Regions from separate parts of the Homo sapiens genome. Here region 1 is linked to region 2. Evidence: chromatin contacts called from ENCODE Hi-C or POLR2A ChIA-PET data. All regions are on one chromosome and are shown on one strand. The core of a region is the stretch at or near the end of the contact, and the rest is flanking DNA. Distances in the headings are between cores, read along the strand shown.

Evidence for each region. Hi-C counts contacts between places; a loop is a spot of excess contacts on that map. ChIA-PET counts read pairs that join two places held with the same protein, here RNA polymerase II (POLR2A).
Region 1: a map of endothelial cell of umbilical vein shows a loop between it and region 2 (7-fold over the local background). The contact joins two enhancer-like sites. A Hi-C loop is called at or near these places in 1 of 168 maps with a recorded cell type or tissue (endothelial cell of umbilical vein). POLR2A ChIA-PET finds 5 or more read pairs at or near these places in 1 of 52 experiments (PC-3).

The regions. Positions count from the first base shown.
Region 1 is chr10:4,770,122-4,775,011 of GRCh38, forward strand. No RefSeq gene overlaps it. Among named protein-coding and RNA genes, the nearest start is that of AKR1E2, 54 kb to the right of the region's middle. Within about 2 kb of position 1,775, at least 9 of the 41 ENCODE cell types and tissues checked have a DNase peak (open chromatin) inside an H3K27ac peak, as active enhancers do; they include endothelial cell of umbilical vein, where a contact is called at or near this core.
Region 2 is chr10:4,448,836-4,453,339 of GRCh38, forward strand. No RefSeq gene overlaps it. Among named protein-coding and RNA genes, the nearest start is that of LINC00703, 67 kb to the left of the region's middle. Within about 2 kb of position 2,501, at least 2 of the 41 ENCODE cell types and tissues checked have a DNase peak (open chromatin) inside an H3K27ac peak, as active enhancers do; they include endothelial cell of umbilical vein, where a contact is called at or near this core.

The DNA.
Region 1 (4,890 bases), core at 525-3,024, 320 kb after region 2:
ATGATACATCAAAATGCTAACCAACCTACAAAACTGAGTACTCCAATGTTTCTGAGAATTATTTGGGATATAAATTTAAAGCTCATATATGAATAAAATTATAATAAACTCATTCTGCAAGATTATGTATTAATCCAAATAAAATATATATTTGATTTTTGAAAATGTCACAACTTTAAAGAATTAAAATTTACATAAGATGAGAGAGGTTTTAATACACAGTTTAAACATTTGGAGGCTGAAATTAACTTTGATTCCAGCATTTTTTGCTTTCTGATTTCAAATAATTATGACGTTTAAAAATAATCAAAATATCTCAAAGTAATATTTTATGTTATAATTGGTTTGTTTTTACTTTGCCGTGAATTAGTATACTAGTTACAAAAATGGAAGCTGATTGGAAAAAAATAGAAAAATGTCTTAAAAACTTTTTGAGGGGTCATTTATTTTTTTAAGAAGTAACATGTATCTAATGCTGTCTTGGATACACTAAAAAGCACTTAAGACATATGTGAATTCACTTAATAAAATTGTTTTCCATATAAATATTATTTAAACTCCCTAAAATATTGTCTTTTTCTTTTCTTATTAAGGTATAAAATTTCTTTGCCTATTTCTAGAATTAATAAACAAGTTGCTATGAGCAACTTGGGAGAAACACAATAAGATTCTTTAAAAACTTTTTTTTCCGTTTCTTTTTTTAAGTTTTCCTGTTGGCCTGACTCATTGTGCTCTCACATCCCTTTGAAACCATATGGGGAAGTAATAAAGTGTGTCTCTTCTTCCAAAGATATGCACTGTTTATTAACTGACTAAGGGAAATACTATGAGCTCATTACTATTTGTCATACATGGTCATTCAATCACATTGAGCAACAGACAAGACCAGGAAACACCCGTGTAAAAGGACAATGGATAATGGGCAGTTTAACAGTTTAATTTTTTATGAGAAAAAAAAGAAGTTGAATATGACCTTAGATAAAATACAAAATACAGCAATAGTAACACTGCTGGCCATTTCTATTCAACAACAAACTCTCTGTTCTCTGCAGAGACTAGGAGGCAGGTACAGGATTCTGCCTACAAATAACTTTCTTTCTTTAGCACCAAATTGTGCCCAGTGTAGCACCACTTATTGTCCAAAGAATTAAAAGCCTTCAGCAGCAGATATTATTATTGTCTTTCAAAGATCTCCTTCCTGGGAATTCCATCACATGTAAACATATGCTTAAGGATTTAGCTCCATCTACAGGAAGCAGAAAATAAAACAAATTATTTGTAAATACAAAGTCCTCTCTGCACACATCCATTTAGATAAGATTGTTTTTGCTTCTTCCAAATGATGCTTTTGGCTGAGAAAGTTCCAGCGGAGAAAGGAGAGCAGTTAGAGTAGGAAATGGGCATATGACTCATCCATTCCTGGGGTTTTGAATCAGAAGAAAATCTGATTCTACTTCATTAAATAAATTTCTATAAAAAGCAGCCATTTATAAAACATGACTTATGAAACATATTGCCAAGGAGGAAGCCTCTCCCAGGATTTTGCAGGGATTTATCAAACAAGAGTCCCTGAATGTTAAAGTTTCAGATAATTCTGTCTCTGGATGTGGGTTTCATTCCCCTTCTTCCCCATAAACTTCCTATCCTCTGAGAATATGTGCCACCCCCCATAACTGTGTCCACTGAGCCAGATCCCAGGACAAAGGGTGTCAAGGAGGGTTGGAGGAGATGGCTTGGGAAAACCTGCCAATATCCTTTCTCAAAACAATGGCAGAAATCTGGGTGCTGTCTTCTTTCCTGCTCCACATTAATTGACAATAAACATAGCTATTTACTTAAGAGGAAAGCGGAAACTCAGAAATGGTTTGGTCACCAAAAACCACAAATGAAATATTCCATTTTCCCCAAAGTCATATTTATCCACTCTTAAACAACCTTCTAAAGAAGAGCGCATCGTTAGTTGGACATGTTAGTCAAGCCACGTCCTTGCCATGGAATGTTCTTCAGAGCATTGAGTGGAGATCATGTACCTCCACATTCCCGGAAGCATATGCCTCATGTTTCTTCATTGAATAATTCAAATCTAAAATTAGGGGTAAAATGCTCTATTGTACAAAGATGCTGCCTTGTTTATATACCCAATTTCCATTTCTAAATAAATGTACAGTAGCTCTGAATGAAGAAACTGCGTTTGGGTTAATCCTTTGTACCAAGAATAATGACTAGGCTCCAACCTCAATCCTGCATGAGTTTATACTGAAACTTCACCATGTGTATGAAACTATACTTACTCATCAAATCATTTTATTCCAGAGTAAGGAGAAGATCTGCCACAAAGAGAAACACCCAACTCTACCCCAGAGATGCTACAATTCTCAAATTCCATAAATTAGATGTTTTTCAGCCTCAAGCCTTTCAAGTCTCCTTCAGATTTCTATTACTTTTGCGTGAACGATAAACTCATAAAATGTAAGGTTCTGCTCTATTAAATAATGCATTATGGATGTCATATGATTTTGTAAAAGCTTCATAACATTTCTAAGCAAATAAATTATAGAAACTCTGGGTAAAGGTAGTAGATTAGACACATGCTCGCCTATGTCTGCTCCTTCCACAAATCCTAAGGAAATTATAGAGAAGAAGTATAAATTCACAGACAGGTGACTGAAAGGAGAGGCTGCAGTGGATGAGATACATTAACAAATATTTGGGCGGGATGGTGGAAACCGACTTAGCGGAACAAAGGAAGCTGAATCCTAAGAGAATTTTTCACTGAAGAATGGGGAAAGATAAAAAACGAGAGGTTCTGAGTTTTGCAAATGCAGTGATCAGATGGGGTTCAAAACCAGGAGGGCCAATTGACAGGTGGAATAAATAGTGATCGGGCATCCAGGATTCCTTCTCTGAGTTTTTAAATGTTTTCTAATTGATGTATAATAGATGTACACACTTTCAGGATACATGTGATAATTTATTGCATTCACGTAATCAATAAAGATAAAAGCAGCGCAATTAAGATGCCTATCACCTTGAATATTTGTCTTTTCTTTATGCTAGAAATATTTAAATTATTCTTTTCTAGATATTTTGAAATATACAATAATTATTGTAGACTATAATCAGCCTACTAATCTATCAGTCTTATTTATTTTATCAAACTGTATATTTGTAGCCATTAATCTGAGACTAGTAACCATACCTCCCCAACACAGAAAGAAATTGATTCAGAGAGATTATACACTGGGACATGTGAGGCACAGTGGTGGGTGATGCTTAGGCATTAAAACCAGGAGAATTAGGTTAAACTTTATAAACTTCACTGCAGAAAATGGAAGCAGAAGGAATACTTCCCAGTACCTTTTATGAGGCCAGAATTACTTTAACACCAAAGCCAGATTAAAATCATTACAGAAGAATAAACTAGACTCCAACATGTCTTATAATTATAGCTCAACAGAATATTAGTGAGTCAAAGCCAACAATGTATTTTTTGAAATACACTACAACCAAGTGGGATCATTTCATACCTGAAGTAAAGTATACAAAAGAATGATTCAACATTCAAATATCAATCAATGTCATCCATCATGACAACAAGCTAAGAAGAAAAATCATATGCTCATATCAATAGATGCAGAAAAAACATTTGACGAACCTCACAACCATTCAAAATAAAAATTCTCAGCAAACTAGGAATAGAGGGGAACCTTTTCAACTTGATAAGAAGATATCTACCAAAAACCTACAGCTAATATCATACCTAATGGTGAGAAACTTAATGACTTTCCCTTAAGATTAGAAATGGCAAGGATGTCCTCCCATACGATTTCACTTGACATCATGCCCAAAATGCTAACTAGCACAAAAAGACAAAAAAGTGTAATTGAAAATATACAAATGGGAAAGGAAGACATAAAACTGTCACATGAATGACTCTGTAGATTTAAAAAATATATATATATAAGTAACAAATGAGTATATCACGGTCACAGGGAACAATATTAACATATATAATTATTTTGTATACTAGGAGTAAACAATTGGAATGTAAAATGTAAAAAAGGAATACAATTTACTATTGCACCAAAAGAATGAACTCTTTTGTTAGAACAAATCTAACAAAATATTTAAGTATCTACATGTGGAAAACTACAAAATTGATGAAAGAAATCAAATGACATTTAAATAAATGAAGAAATATTTCATGTTCAAAATCCCAGCAAGTTATTTGTTAGATATCACCAGCCTGATTCAAAAGTATGAAGAAATGCAAAAAATCTAGAATTGTCCTCTAATGAAGAAGAATGAAGTTAGAAGATTCAAATCATCCAATTTCAAGATTCGCTATAAAGTTTATTGTAATCAAGACAGCGTGGTTTCAAAAACAGAATAAACACATTCATCAATGAACAGAATATGAAGCCAAGCAATAGATCCAAACACATTCACTTAATTCTTTATGTTGGCCTAAAGGTAATTCAATGAAGACACAGGCTTTTTAAACAAATTATGTTGGAACGGTTGCACACCTATTTCCAAAAAAAAAAACCTAGACACAGACTGTACAATTTTCACAAAAATTAACTCAAAATGGGATATAAAAGCATAAGAATGACATAATGGACTTTGAGGACTCAGGGGAAAAGGATGAGAAGGAAGTGAGGGATAAAAAACTGCAAATTGGGTGAAGTGTATACTGCTTGGGTGATGGGTGCACCAAAATCTCACAAATAACCACTAAAAAACTGATGTAATCAAATACCACCTGTTCTCCAATAACCTATGGAAATAAAAAATTAAAATACCAATTAACTCAAAATGATGCATAAACATAAATGTAAAATACAAAGGTGCAAAACTTCTGAAAGAAAATGCAGAAAATCTACCTGA
Region 2 (4,504 bases), core at 1,251-3,750:
AATCCCAACATTTTGGGAGGCTGAGGCGGGTGGATCACCTGAGGTCTGGAGTTGGAGACCAGCCTAACCAACATGGTGAAACCCCATGTCTACTAAAAATACAAATTTAGCTGGGTGTGGTGGTGCATGCTTGTTATCCCAGCTACTTGGGAGACTGAGGCAGGAGAATCACTTGAACCCGGGTGGTGGAGGTTGCAGTGAGCTGAGATCATGCCATTGCACTCTACCCTGGGCAACAAGAGTGAGGCTCCATCTCAAAAAAAAAAAATATATATATATATATATAAAATAATATATATATTATATATATATAAAATAATATATATATTATATATATATAAAATAATACATATATTATATATATATAAAATAATATATATTATATATATAATAAGAGACAATGCAAAAAATGTGTTGGTATATGGAATATAGGACTGTTAGATGTGGAAATAAGTTCATAAATCACAAAATTTATAGAATCACAGATTCCCTGACCTTAATCCTTCTGACCTTCTGCCATACATTTTTGAGCTCTGTCTTCCAAGCAAGCTATTCCTTCAGAAGTTTCTCTTTGGAAGGCATTTCCATTACTAAATTCCTGAGGCACCAGCAGAACATATCTTTCGTTGCGTAGCTTGTGTGATTTACATCCCAAGCTAAACACTTTTTCTTATGACGCCCAAAGTAAAGATAAATAACAGCTTGTTGCCGTATCTGTAGGTAAGCTTTCTGAAGCTAAGGGGACTCTAGTTGAACTTCAGTTTCTATTATTATGTTCTTGTGGGCCCTATATTCCATTCTTATACAGCCCTGATTTTATTTGTTTCAAATATTTTTGAGGACCTCAAATGGAAACAATTGTAAAAAGTGATTGGCTACGGTTAAATTGGTCAATGTCTTCAGTACATTAGGACTTTCAAGATGTTGGAATATCTGGGTTGATTCCAGATTAATTACAAAATTGAATAACAAAATATATACAGAGAAGTGTGATTCATTAAGTAAGCTACAATATTCTCTAGAACTTTTGGCCACACTCTGCAGCTTTCCATTTTCAGAGGCTGGATGGAGGTAATTATTAGGGAAGGGGAGTAATCTAGAGTGTCTTCTAAACTATGCAGTGTATGGTGATGAGTTTAGGAACACAGGTTCTCCAGTCCCACAGCCTGATTCAAATTCCAGCTCTAAAACAATCCACTCTGAGAATGTGAGCAAGTTCTAAGGCCTCAGTTTCCTCACCTCTAAAGTGGAGGTATCAATACTACTGATCTGCCATCTTATATTGAAGATACAATGAAATAACACTGAGAGATCACAGTGTAAGACACATAATGCGTGATAAATACATGTTCACTATTGTAATTATTCTGAAATGCCCATTTATATTTCCCACACTGGCCCGTGCAAACTATTTTGAGATAGGGCGAAATCAACGCATCATCACACTGAAACCCCCGGTCACAATCAGATGCAGTTTCCTATAATATGACTTTAAATTGTCAAAGGATGCCATAAAAAACACAAAGAGTTGGTTTCCACCACATGAATTCAGGGAGCTTCTCATATTCTATGCCCAGATAAATAATGACTGTGTCTGGAAACAGGCAAAGAAAGACAAAAGGGAGATAAACTCCTAGACCTCTCTTTCCAGGCTCAAAGCAAAAAAAAAAAAAGCAAGCTTATACAGCAAGATTAATAACTTTCTGCTTTTGAAAAGAGACACAGTCCTGAAGGACAGATTCTAATAAAATAATTAAGATTATTCATCTAAAGTTTCTTAATTCCAGCAGTAACTTAAAAAGCAATCTAATCTTTTTTCCTCTATCTTTCCATAATCTTCTGCGTTTTTCTTTGACCAAAAGACATTGGATCTTCTTAGGGAGATGACCTTTTTCTAAGCCTAGGACATGATCATTAATCTCTACCTGTGTCAGATTCAACTGACTTTATCAAGGAATCTGCAAAGTAGAAAGTTTTCTTACTAAGAGTGGTCGTGGAGGCCTAGGGCTCTGGGTTCCTTGGGGATGGCCATGTGAGTTTGTCTTTTGTCCCTTCCTTGGTGCAATGCGGGTTGACATTGGAGGGTAGACATTCTCAGGCTGTGTGACCGATTTGCATTCTGTATGCGTGTGCAAGGCCATCTTGGATTCCTAGAGCTGAATGAAAGGATCACCTGTTTTCACCCTCGGAGGTGAAATGCATTTTATCTTTTGATCAAGATATTTCAGTTCACTGAAGCCGAGCCACCTGCAGAGAGAAAAACCAGATCTGCTGAGTCTTTCTTTAAACCCCAGCACATCCATGCTGGTGTCTCCCTGTTAAAATAAGCATTTCTTATCAGTCAGCATCTGTTTCCTTTTTTTCCTCCAGGCCTGTTTACCACATTTTTCATTGAGAGACTTCCCCGTGAAGTATAATTCACTTCGATTTTCCTCATTCATAAGGTTTTTTACATCTCCCAGCTGCAACGATTTTAAGCAAATTTCTGAGGACTTATAATTGAACGTGACTCATTTGCCTAACGCAGAGCTCCAGAGCACAGGCTGAGACAGTCAGAGCTCTTTCGAAACGTGGTAAATTTACACCATGTGCATTTTTTGGTATAAGTATGTGATTCATTGGTGAGGAGGCTTGTCAATAAAGCCTTCTCCACCTCTACTCTGAAATGAAGTGGGTCCTTTTAATATGCAAATTTCTGGAAAAGGCTAGTTCCCTTTCCCCCAGAAGTTGCCAGCGTGAGGAAAATTATCTAGACAAAGTAAACTCATTGGTTTCGTACAACACAAAATCAAATCGCTATTGCCAGGTGTTCCCATGACAACTGCCTTCCTAAGCAAACTTCTCTACAAAATATACAGCTGTTATTTTATCTCATTACTAAGTTCCCTTGACAAAACTACAGTACAATAACCACTCACATACATGTTGTTAAAGGGGATAAAGCTCCCCTGGGCCCACATGGCTTATCTTTCAAATGATAACTTAACAATTCAACCCTCCATCATCGGCACTATGTGATTTCTTTTCTCTTCTTTGCCTTGTGCCATATTAGGAAAAATTCATGCTCATCTTTAATATACTGTTAGTGTGTGAGTAGAAATTTTTATATTTTCTATTGTATACCCACAAACAATTATGTAACAACCAAATTTCCATCAAATAAGATGATAAAATTAACTTCTCTAATATTTCATATCCCCACAGTAAATACATTATCTGTCATTGCTTATGCTAATTATTTTGAGCATAACGGTGACTGGACTAGTCTTTGGATGTCAGTCATTCTGCGCTAGTTGAAGACAGAGTGGGTTCTGTCTATCTCTAGACAGGAACCAGTAAGAAAATTGAACTCATTTTATCCAATTGCCAAGAGTTGGGGAGAGACTACTTTGCCTATTCTATGCCCCACTGTAACATATTTCAGGACCAGTGCAAGCTGTAAGCCAGAAGAAAAATAGGTCAAAGCCCTAAAGGAAAGTCAGATTCTCATGAAATATTCAGCGAGACTCCGTCCTCTCAGTAGTGAGGGGAGTGAGGATGGAAGGGGTGGCAGGTTCCATGTCATTGGTCGAGGAGGAGGGGAGAAACAATGGCAGTTATGTCCCCTGGAAGGATAAAGTCTGGCTTAGTTTCACTGTCAGATGGCTACATGTTTCCGTTGCTTTATTTTAAAAGAATATTTTTTTCCAGTTCAATTTCACTGTATTTGACAAGAAAACTAGTTTTTGGTGATACTTCAGATTATGCCGTAGATTTCAAAAAGATTCATTTTTGACAATGTTATATAGTATTATGTTTGCAAATGAGAGTCAAAAATAGCTGATTCTTACAGTTTCCTGCAGAAGTAAAATGCAAGGAAAATCCTGGCTATAATGCATCACCTCCTGTCAAGAGACAGCCACCAGTTTCAGCAGAGACACATCAACTAGAAATAGGCAGGAGAGGGACAGAGGAGGTGCTGTTTTCTCACAGTAGGATGTAGCTAAATTCACAGGGCATCTTCATTCATAAATTCAGTGGAACCCTATTAACTTGTTTTGCTTGAAAACCCAGCAAGAAATCTTCCCATTGATTTATTATTAGCTTTGTCATAGTCTCATAGATGGATGAAAATAGCGTAGTTTATATGGAAGACAAACCTGCCTTCAAAATCACATTCACCTCAGTGTTTTTCTTTTCATGTTATTATTTACACACACACACACACACACACACACTGCTGTTATTCCTTATAGCTTGTATCAGTTAGAAAGTTACTTGTTATGCTGCAATAACAACCACCACAACAAAAAACCCCACCACATTATTAGCGGATTAAAACAATGAAGGTTACTTTATTTTTTCCTTCTTATGCGGATTCTGCAGCCTGTCCAGATGACAAAAATTTATTTAGGATAAAACTTGAGTCTCATCTTTGACTCAGTCTTTTTTCTCTGCCCTCAGCAGAAACATTGATGGTCTCCCAGGCTTGCATCTAAACCTTTCGGGATCGCTCAACTCGGTT